2 separate regions of the Homo sapiens genome follow, and region 2 is linked to region 1. Evidence: chromatin contacts called from ENCODE Hi-C or POLR2A ChIA-PET data. All regions are on one chromosome and are shown on one strand. Each heading gives the region's core, a stretch centred on a gene start or an enhancer-like site at or near the end of the contact. The rest is flanking DNA. Distances are from core to core; before and after follow the strand shown. Region 1 holds the start of DPP9 (dipeptidyl peptidase 9). Region 2 holds the start of GPR108 (G protein-coupled receptor 108).

The links. A loop is a pair of places that touch in the nucleus more often than their neighbours do. ChIA-PET counts read pairs that join two places held with the same protein, here RNA polymerase II (POLR2A). Pooled maps may share reads with other maps.
Region 2: a loop to region 1 is called in a map of ascending aorta, with 11 times the contacts of the local background. The contact joins the promoter of GPR108 here to the promoter of DPP9 in region 1. A Hi-C loop is called at or near these places in 1 of 168 maps with a recorded cell type or tissue (ascending aorta) and 13 of 50 pooled maps. POLR2A ChIA-PET finds 5 or more read pairs at or near these places in 1 of 52 experiments (activated T-cell).

Annotation. Positions count from the first base shown.
Region 1 is chr19:4,721,398-4,727,105 of GRCh38, forward strand. DPP9 (dipeptidyl peptidase 9) reads right to left here and starts at 2,445. Exons shown (of 22, transcript NM_139159.5): 1 at 2,277-2,445; 2 at 1,102-1,154. TRG-TCC1-1 (tRNA-Gly (anticodon TCC) 1-1) reads left to right here and starts at 2,673; the gene lies at 2,673-2,744. TRV-CAC3-1 (tRNA-Val (anticodon CAC) 3-1) reads right to left here and starts at 3,310; the gene lies at 3,238-3,310. LOC105372250 (a long non-coding RNA gene) reads left to right here and starts at 1,483. Exons shown (of 3, transcript XR_936274.2): 1 at 1,483-1,589; 2 at 3,223-3,312; 3 at 3,738-4,190. RefSeq lists silencers at 2,246-2,395, 2,626-2,715, 3,166-3,365.
Region 2 is chr19:6,733,880-6,739,100 of GRCh38, forward strand. It overlaps GPR108 (G protein-coupled receptor 108), which reads right to left and starts at 3,701. Exons shown (of 18, transcript NM_001080452.2): 1 at 3,578-3,701; 2 at 2,713-2,832; 3 at 2,029-2,079; 4 at 1,743-1,825; 5 at 304-428; 6 at 126-175; 7 at 1-34. The coding sequence starts at 3,697. It overlaps MIR6791 (microRNA 6791), which reads right to left and starts at 2,899; the gene lies at 2,833-2,899. RefSeq lists enhancers at 1,284-2,052, 2,576-2,725, 4,166-4,225, 4,358-5,126, 5,206-5,221 and silencers at 2,516-2,670, 3,036-3,197, 3,346-3,515, 3,616-3,675.

The DNA.
Region 1 (5,708 bases), core at 1,195-3,694:
AAGTCAAAGGGGCCCCTTGTTTGGTTGGTGCCCAACTACCTTCTCAGACAAGCCAGGTCCCATGATGCGCAGTTGCCCAAAGGCTTAAAGAAGAGAGGGCCAGCTGGGTACAGTGGCTCACGCCTTTAATCCCAGCACTTTGGGGGGCTGAGGCGGGCAGATCACCTGAGGTCTGGAGTTCGAGACCAGCCTGGCCAACATGGTGAAACTCCAGCTCTACTAAAAATACAAAAATTAGCCAGCTGTGGTGGTGCAAGCCTGTAATCCCAGCTACTCAGGAGGCTGAGACAGAAGAATTGCTTGAACTCAGAAGGCGGAGGTTGCAGTGAGCTAAGATTGTGCCATTGCACTCCAGGGGTGACAGAGCGAGGTTCTGTCTCAAAAACAAAAGAAGAGAGGGAAGCACATGGGGACAGGACTGAGATTTTAAGGGAAGAGGTTAAGCATAAAGTCACCACGAAAAATCACTGGCCATACTCTCAGTCCAGTGGTGAAAAGCGTGGGCTCTGGTCTCAGAGAGAAAGGTTCAAATCCTGACTCTGCCACTTCTGGGGAAGTCGCTGAACCTCTCTGAGCTTCCACTTCCCCAGCGAGAACATGGTATGACAGTATCTACGCCTGGGGCCACCAAGGGAATTGAATGAGACTGCACACATACAGCTTTTAACACAGTGTCTGATGTAGCACAAACTAAATGACAGCTAGCATTGTCAACTAAACAAGATACTCAAAACCACAGGAAGGGGGAGACTCAAACTAAAGTCCTTTCAGGGCCAGAATCCACACCATTTACTGACCGGGTCAGGCAGTGTAGGTGGATCCAGGCACCCCTCCACCAAATCCTGCTGAAATCAGCACTCTCCCCTTCCTCTCCTCAAAGCCTTCAAAAAGCTCCTTCCAGGGGCAGCTAGAGGGGGACAGGGGTGGAAAGAAAAGCCTCCAGCAGGCGCACAAAAAACTGCAGCCACTGCCCTGCGGAGGACAACCATCCAGGGCCATAGAAAACCATTTCCTGCCCATGTCTATATTCTAGAGCAGGCAAAGGAATCCCACCAGCCCACACCCCAGCCTTCCTGGCTGCCAAACCCCAGCACAACTGACCTTCTAAAGGGTCCAGAGAGCCTCCATTCCAGCTGCAGGCGTGGGACACAGACCTTTATAGGATAAACATGTCATGAATGTGGCAGGTTAATGGAAGCACCGGCCAGCCGTTCAGCCTCCCCCACTCAGGAGCTGCAGACTGTCAGGCCCGATTCTACCTGGCTAGATTCTAGCTCTGCCTTGAAGCCCTGCAGCACTGTCTGCATGCCCTGGACAGAATCTGGGAGAGAAGCCATCCCACGGGCCCCGATTCCCCTGGGACCCAGCAGAGGAATGCAGGGATTGGTGCCTACGGTCCACACCCCCTGGGCTTTAGTCCCAGCTCCTCGAAAGCAGGTTGGTTCTTGCCTGGGAGGCAAGTGACTTCCTCCTGGGGCCCCTGGGGAAGACCAGGGGGTGGGGGCCAAGGGAATAGACCACTTTTGATGGCTCAGAGGCAGCGTGAACAGGGAAGTGTCAGGGCTGGCCTAAGGCTGTGTGGGAAGAAGGTAGGCGGTTGGACAGGCCTGAGAAGGGAGGCTGAGAGAAGGGGGCTGAACCCTGTGGGCTGGACCCTTGGAAGACAGCTATGCTAACCACTACACCACCAACGCCTCGGCAGGAAAAAGAGTCTCTGGATACCCTTAATAGAGGGATCAAGTAGGGTTGAGGATCAGGACTGGATTGGGGAGACCAAGCCTCGGGGCGAAGGTTGGAGGAAGTGGTAAAGGAGTGAGGACAGGATGCAGGTCGAGGGAGGTGGCCTCTGTGCATATACAGCATTTGCATGGGGAGAGGGAGGAGATCGGGACCTCCAGAGCCTGCACGAAAGGGGAGAGGGTGTCAAGGTCTGCAGCTACGAGGACGTTCTTGGGTGCGGCCACCTCCGGAAGGGGTCAGAGCCTGGTGGCCTGGGCAGCAACGGGATGGGTGGGGAAGCCCATCAGGGAAGGGGAGAAACTGGGAGGTGGCCTGGCCAGCGCAGGAATCGGGGAGGGAAAGAAGGTGGAGGAGGGCCTGGGGCGGAGAGGAAACGAGGCAGGGGGCCGGAGGGACCCACAGACGGGTGCATGGAGGCTCCGGGGTGCGGGGAGGCCAGGCGATGGCGAGGGCAGGGTCAGGGCCGAGGCGGGGCCGGTCAATGGCGGGTTCAGGGTCGCGGCCGGGGCGGGACGAGGCGCGCGGGCGCTGCTCACCGGGACGTGGGGCGGCGGCCGGACTGGGCAGGTCGTCCCGGGTCCAGCGGCGCCTCACGGTCGCGGCTCCATGCCCGGGACTGCGACCCCGGAAGTGGCGGGAGCGGGGGACGACAGCCGCGGCGGACACAGGGGACCCGCCGGCTCAGGCACCTTTGACCCGGAAGTTGAGCGACCCAGGCGGCGGCCTGGGATTGGACACCACCAGGCACGTACCAAGGCGTCCGCGGCGCTTGGGGGGGAGCCCGCGGCGCGGCGGCCTAAGGTGCGTAACGCCCCATGAACGACATCTTCCGGTGGGTTAGGGAGAGACACCCCCCTGTGACTTGGTATCACTCAGTCAAACCCATGATCCCCCACTATTAAGGATATCCGGAGAGGATGCTACCTATCAGGGCGTTGGTGGTATAGTGGTTAGCATAGCTGCCTTCCAAGCAGTTGACCCGGGTTCGATTCCCGGCCAACGCATGCGGTACCACTTTTGCGAGTTTGAAATTTTCATTTTAGTTTTGAGACGGAGTCTCGCTCGGTCCCCCAGGCTGGAGTGCAGTGGCGTGATCTCCGCTCACTGCAACCACCACCTCCCAGGTTCAAACGATTCTCCTGCCTCAGCCTCCCAAGTAGCTGTGATTACAAGCGCACGCCACCACGCCCATCTAATTTTTGTATTTTTAGTAGAGATGGGGTGGGGTGGGGCGGGGTGGGGCGGGGTGGGGGGGGGGGGGCGGTTCACCATTTTGGCCAGGCTGGTCTCGAACTCTGACTTCAGGTGATCCGCCCTCTTCGGCCTTTCAAAGTGCTGGGATTACAGGCGTGAGCCATCAATCACGGAAAATTTTTTTAAATCCCATAAAAATGTCTAAAAGGCAGGAGGAAGGCGGAAGAGAAAGAATGGGACTAGAATCGTTCTTTCGGTGAATTTCAAATAGTATTACTCTCCGGTTAGGAAAAACAGCTGACCTGTTTCCGCCCGGGATCGAACCGGGGACCTTTCGCGTGTGAGGCGAATGTGATAACCGCTACACTACGGAAACCGGTAGGCGTCAGGGTTCTTTAAATTCTCCTATAGAGATAATGTTGCAGTGATAGTTGCGTTGTCCCACCAAAGAAACACTGGCTACAGTCAGCTAAAGCAATATCCGCTCTTCCTGAATATCTGTTATTGTATTTGATACAGTAGAGACCGAAAGAAGGAAAATAAGGAAGACAAAAAGAAATCCAATAAACACCCTTTCCAACACACCCACCCACCCACACACATGTTTATCACTTTATCATAAATCCACCTTCCATTAAAACAATGCACGTCAAACGGCCCACAAACCCATCCGGGGTCAAATGAAGCTTTTCATCTCATAGATATCAATCTATACTTGATATCACATTAGTTTCTGCAGATATTCACCATTTTGCTTTAGATCAAACTACTTTTTTGTGTGTTTTGTTTTTTGTATTTTTTAGAGAGAGTCTCGTTCTGTCGCCTAGGCTCGAGTGCAGTGGTACGATCATCCCTCCCTGCAGCCTCCACCTCCTGGGCTCAAGCGATCCTCCCACCTCAGCCTCCTGGGTAGCTTGGACCACAGGTGTGGACCACCACGCCTGGCTGAATTTTAAAAAATGCGTTTGTAGAGACGGTGCCTTATAGCTGGGACTACAGGCGTGTGCAACCACTCCCAGCTAACTTTTGTATTTTTTGTAGAGACTAGAGGGCCTGCACTATGTTGCCCAGGCTGCTTTCCAGCTCCTGACCTCAACGTGATTCGCCCGCCTGCAGCCTCCCAAAGTACTGGGATTACAGGCATGAGCCACCGCGCCCGACCCCAACTACACTGTAAAAGAGCTTTCTGAAAAGAAAAACTGTGTGTGTATGTGTTTACCTTCCGATGGAGTTTTGCTCCTGTTGCCCAGGCTAGAATGTAGTAGCGCAATCTCAGCTCACTACAACCTCCGCCTCCCGGATTCAAGCGATTCTCCTGCCTCAGCCTCCCAAGTAGCGGGGATTACAGGCACCCGCCACCACGCCTGACTATATTTTGTATTTTTACTAAAGATGGAGTTTCGCCATATTGGTCATGGCTGGTCTCGAACTCCTGACCTCAAGAGATCCGCCCGCCTGAGTCTCCCAGAGTGCTGGGATTACAGGCATGTGCCACCACGCCAGGCCTCTTTATTTTCTTAAAGAGACAGTAGAAGAGGTGGGAAGATGATGGCAAGAATTTAGAATCAGACTGCTGTAAAATTCTGCACACCCTCACTCCTGCGGGGCTGGGATTAGGGTGAGGAGACTAAAGCATTGTAAGGCACTGGCACCAGGTGCAAAAATTAAGGTGGTGCCAAAAAACTCAATAATCAAGATAAATAATATTTCAATACATCTTTTTTTCTCTCTCTGTTGTCGCTGGAGTACAGTGGCACAATCTTGACTTACTGCAACCTCCACCTCCCAGGTTCAAGCTATTCTCGTGCCTCAGCCTCCCTAGTAGCTGGGATTACAAACATGAGCCACTATGCCAGGCTAATTTTTGTATTTTTCGTAGAGATGGGATTCCACCATGTTGGCCAGGCTGGTCTTGAACTTCCGAGCTCAAGTGATACGCCCGCCTCCGCCTCCCAAAGTGCTGGGATTACAGGCGTGAGCCACTGCACCCCACCATAATATTCTTTTAAAAATTAGCCGGGCGCAGTGGCTCACGCCTGTAATCCCAGCACTTTGGGAGGCTGAGGAGGGCGGATCACGAGGTCAGGAGATCGAGACCATCCTGGCTAACATGGTGAAACCCCGTCTGTACTAAAAATACAAAAAAATTAGTCCCAGCTACTCGAGAGGCTGAGGCAGGAGAATGGCGTGAACCCGGGAGGCGGAGCTTGCAGTGAGCCGAGATCGCGCCACTGCACTCCAGACTGGGCGACAGAGCGAGACTCCCTCTCAAAAAAAAAAAAAAAAGAAAGAAAATTTAATTATTGGTTGGCCGGGAGCGGTGGCTCACGCCTGTAATCCCAGCACTTTGGGAGGCCAACACGGGCGGATCACGAGATCAGGAGATCGAGACCATCCTGGCTAACACGGTGAAACTCCGTCTCTACTAAAAATACAAAAAATTAGCCGGGCGTGGTAGCAGGCGCCTGTAGTCCCAGCTACTCGGGAGGCTGAGGCAGGAGAATGGCATGAACCCGGGAGGCGGAGCTTGCACTGAGTGGAGATCGCGCCACTGCACTCCAGACTGGGCGACAGTGAGACTCTGTCTCTAAATAAATAAATAAATAAATAAATAAATAAATAAATAAATTTAAACAAATAAAAATAAAATAATTACTGGTAAATAACTCCATCATGAACAAATTGTCAAAAGTTTCCATTGAGGCAAGTTTTCGTAGAGATTTGCCAAATTCTATTGGAGTCTAAAATGTGTACCTCTCTGTGCCTGTTTTTAT
Region 2 (5,221 bases), core at 2,451-4,950, 2.0 Mb after region 1:
CCAACACCAGGTCCTTGTCCTTCCCACTAGGACCCTGAAGGGACAGAGCCCCTCCATCAGCTGGTTCTGGGTCCCCGCAGGGCCCTGGGGTGTGCATCTTCCCTCCTGCCCCGCCTCCCCGAAACCTGAATCACTGCGGGTGTTGACTTGGGCTTGCTGGCTGCAGAGGTCCCTCCTGTAAGAGACCGGGCAGTGATTTTAAGAGATGGATGGATGGATAGAGGGGCAGTGGGAAAACGGCATGGGGAGTGCAAAGGGCAGACCTGCCCATCCACCCCCGTCTGCACAGCCAGCCTGACTCACCGCCATCCACCTTGCGGGGGACTGTGGCCTGTGGCTTCGGGAGCCCTGGTTTGGAGGGTGCTTCCGGGAGGAGCCCGGGAAAGATAAACAACGTCTTCTGCTCTCCATACTTCCGCACCTGGACCCTGGGGTGAGGGTGGGGTGGGGCATGAGGCTGGGGGGCTGAACTTGGCTCAGGCACCGGCAAAGGACTCAGTGGCCCCTTGGACCCTCTGCGTGTCCTCCCTGAGGGGCGGGGTCCAGTCGAGTCAGTTATCACTGAGTTTCAGCCTTTGGTTCCCACCGGTCAAGGAGGCTGCCGCCTTCCTGTGCTGCCTGCATCCGCAGTTATTCGTCATTTCCCATGACATCAATCTACTCTTTTTCTCTTTTCTTTAGAGACAGGGTCTTGCTCTGTCGCCCAAGCTGGAGCGCTGTAGTGCAATCACAGCTCACTGCAGCCTCAAATTCCTGGGATCAGGCAATCCTCCCACCTCAGCCACAGGAGCAGATGGAACCACAGGCGCACACCATCATGCTTGGCTAATTTTTAAATTTTCTAGAGACAGGGGTCTCCCTACGTTGCCCAGGCTGGTCTTGAACTCCTGGCTTCAAGTGATCCTCCTGGCTCAGCCAGTCTCCCAAAGCACTGGAATTAATGGCATGAGCCACCATGGCCAGCCCTACATTATTATTATTATTATTATTATTATTATTATTATTATTATTATTATTTTGAGACAGGCTCTTGATCTGTCGTCCAGGCTGGAGTGCAGCAGTGCAAACTTGGTTCACTGCAACCTCCACCTCCCCAGCTCAGGAGATCCTCTCACCTCAGCTTCCAGAGTAGCTGGGACTACAGGCGTGCACCACCATGCCTGGCTAATTCCTGTACATTTTTTGGTTTTTTAGTAAAGACAAGGTTTTGCCATGTTGCCCAGGCTGGTCTACAATTCCTGGGCCCAAGCAATCCTTTTGCCTCGGCCTCCCAAATACTGGGATTACAGGCGTAAGCCACTGCCTGGCCCTAAGTATATTATTTAAAAAGAAAACATTTTATCTACAGAAAAGCAACATGGTTTTGTCAGACCCTGGCCCCAGAATCCCAGTTCCTGGGACTCAGTTTTCTTGTCTGAAGAGCGGAGATGATCACAGGATAAGGAATGGGTGAGTTAGTGTATTAAAGCTCCGGGACACCGGAAGCACTCAACATGTGCGAACAATTGTTATTCATTCTCACAACAACCCTCTGTATCCGGGTCTTCTGCCCTGAGACACCAACACCCGCGGAGTCCCTCTCTCCTTCCTTCCAACAATCAGAAGACTTGAAGGCAAAACTAAAAAGTAAGTGGCTTTCTCTCTCTGCTTCTCATCCCACCTGATCAGCCCAGGTGCGTGTGGGCATCACACCAGGGAAACGCAGACGAAGGATCTGAGCGAGCCCCCGGTCCCCAACTCACTGCAGATCCTTGGTGTTGATGAGGAACAGGACCAGGAAACTGCTACTGTTTTTCTGGAGAGGGCAGTCCTGGAAATCCCGGGTCTGGGGGGTGGGCAGGAGGGAGTGAGTCTTGGTTACTCCTCTCCTGGTCCAGCTCCACCCTGTCTCCCTCCCTGTCCACCCACGGGATCTTCCTGCTCCTGCCTCTGACAAAGAACAGGGGCCCTTGGGTTACAGATGCAGAGGACAGACCCTACCCCCTCCCTCCAGCCCCTTCTCCCGTCTTCCCCATGCCCTCCACTCACTGAATAGGAGCGAACTCTGCCAGACCGAACCCGGCTGAGACTGAACCCCACCTGGTGGGTGGAAAAAAAAAGGGGAGGGTGTGAGGGACAGTAGAGACCTCCCAGCTATCCCTTTCAGTAGCAATAGAAACCTAACCTCACATTTACTGAACACCTAACATGTGCTAGATCCCACACGCTCTTTTTCTTTTTTAGAGTTGGGGTGGTGGGTGGACCTCATTCTGTTTCTCAAGCTGGAATACAGTGGCAGGATCATAGCTCACTACAGCCTCGAACTCCCAGGTTCAAACGATCCTCTCACCTCGGCCTCCCGACTGGCTGGGACTACAGGCACACCTCACCACGCCCGGCTAATTTTAAAAACTTTTTGTAGAGACGGGGTTCTCACTATGTTGCCCAGGCTGGTCTTGAACTCCTGGCCTCAGGCAATCCTCCCACCTTGGCCTCCCAAAGTGCTAGGACTACAAAGCCTGAGCCACCGCGCCCCGCCTGTCCCCCAAGTCTTAAGAAAAGTGCCTAGCACATCCTGTGTAAGACATCATTACTCCCAGGTACAGATGACGAAACAGGCTCAGAGAGATGACGGGACTTGTACAAGATCACATGGGTAGCGGCAGAGCTGGGAACCCAGAACCGGGGGATTGCACCGTGCTCTCCTCCAGCAAACTCCTCAAGGTCCCTCACCAGCAGGGACTTCTCTTCTGCCTCCCGGAGGCCCAGCCGCAGGACGCTCAACTCCACCTCCAGAGAGCCATTGGTGTAGAAACCGAAGCTGTTCAGCTGGATGTCCGCTCGCTTCTCCCCCTGCCGGAGACCAAGGAGGCAGAGGCAGTTCAGACCTCTTTCCGCCTGCCCAGCCCCAGGGGTCTGGCACGAGGACCTCCAGAAGGGCCTCCTGGTACCCCTCTATTTAGGACAGGCCCAGAGGATGACAAGAGAAAGTTGAGAGGGACTTCCTCCCTGCAGGGGAAGGGTGGTCCTGCATTCTCCGACCTCTGTTCTGAGAACCCAGGAACAGAGATCCTGCGGCACCTGGAAGTCTCCCCACTGGGGTGAGCACCGCCCGGAGAACAGTTATTCACCTCGGCGTGCCTGACCTTCACCTTCCCGAAGAACTTTTACATTCCAGTTGAGCTCCCAGCAATATTTCAACAGAACCCCCCAAATCCCATTAAGTGCCCAGAGGACCCCACTCTATAGCCCCCCAGGACCCCGCTGTGCGGCTCCAGGGTCTCTAGCGCCCCAAAAGTGATTCCAAGAATTTAAAGGACTAAGACCCAGTTGGGGGGAAGGGGGGTGTAGTCCCCAAGAGATGGAGCCTCGCCCCCGAAGGGAGGGGGCCGACCCCAGCGAGGCGGACCCGGCAACTCCATCCGGAGGACCGAAGGGGATCCCGGGACGAGACCACTCCGGGCCCGGAAACGGGGGGCGCCGGACCACTCCACCGCCTCGGGGACGGGGGAGGGCGGACGAGACCACTCCAAGCCAGGGGGCTTCTCCGAGACAAAGTTGCGCCACCGACCCCAGACCCTCGCGCGGCGGGCCTCACCGTCAGCGCCAGCTGGTGGATGCGCCCGGAGCAGCCACCCAGCAGCAGCACCAGAAGTAGCCGCTGCCCCCACTCCGCGGGGCTCCCGCGGCCGAGCCCCCTCCTCTCGCTCACTGCCATCTCTGGAGCCACCTCCTCCCCGACTCCGCCTCTGGCGCCCAAGCCCGCCCACCGATGAGCCAATCGCCGCACGGCGGGGCCCGGCCTTTCGGAGTTTCCAGTCCGCCAACCAATCAGCAATTGCCTCTCCGCAAGCCCGCCTGCTTGCGTCACCGACGGACAGCACCGGTTCCGAATGGGAGAGCCGATAACGCTTAACCCCCAGCTCACTCTCACCAATCGCTATAAAGATTGTCCGGATGTGATTTAATGAGCAGTTTATCTAACCAATTGTCATGGATCTGATATCCGGCCCTTAAAGCGGAATTTCTCCACCCACTCTTAACTGTCCGGGACTACATTACCCAGAATGCAGCGGGAGCAGACAAGGGCCACAAAGCATTAAATAAACTACCTTTCCCAGTATCCCCAAGGACGGACTTCCTCTTCTTGAGCCAGGGATGTGGCTCCCAGCCAGAGCTGAGGCTTTTGGTAAACACACGCATCTGTTCAGGCCTGACCTGTTTTCCTAATCTTCCTGGTCCACAGAGAGGCCTAAAGCTGGCCTCAGGTTAAAGTTTGACCCTAGGATGACCTATGACCCCAGGCTGAGACCCCAGCCTTAGGCTAAGCCTTTTATTCCAGAGTGAGGCAATTGGAGCCCCACCCCCAGATTCCAGGCTAGACCGGACTCCGGGCTGAACTCTGACCCCAGGTGAACTCCCTCTCTGCAAGTTGAGTCCTAACTTCAGCCTGAAACTCTGACACCCCCTCGTCCCCCACACCACACACTGAGGCTTAATCTCTGGTTTAGGCCACCGATCTGGACTAGCCCTGACTCCAGATTGGACCTGACCCCTTACCGGGTTGCTAATCCTTCTGGTTAAGCCTCTGGCCTCTATCCCCTATCCCCACGGTGGTGCTGACCTGGACTGAACCCCAATTCCAGTTTGAGTCTCTGAGCAGAGGTGAACTCAGAACTTTGCTAGGCTGAGCCCCCATTTGAGACTAGCCACAGAACTCACTGGGTTCAATTGCCCAACTGCAATCAGACATTTTCTAGCTCAGAAGCCACCAGCAGGTGGGGCCAGGTCTCAGCAGAGACATCAGTCCCAGTGTGGGCTCCCAAGGCTCTCCTCCTGGGCTCAGCTGTATCTCTCTGTTCTGGGAGCCTGGGTGCTCTGTGTAAGGGGAACGTATACCCAAGGGCCCCCCTGCAAGACGCCCAGCCTTGTCTGAGGCTGCAGAGAAAGCGCCAAAGCCCGGAGAGAATGGGAGTGGGAATCCCCAGTGCCTCCTCTCCTCTTTCATTCCAGCACCTCAAAGGGATTTACAAGGTGTGAACAGACTTTTATGGGAGAGGTGACAGACTTCCCTTCTCCAGGGCCCAGATGGCCCAGATGTCTGGGGGAGGGGCGGAGTCGGAATCTCAGGGGCAGTACTGAGAATGAAACCAGGTTAAACTGGAAAATGGGCAGATGCAGGCGCGAACTGGAAGGCAGCTGGGGAAAGGCCTGGGCCTGGCGCCCCAAGGACGGCCTGTCT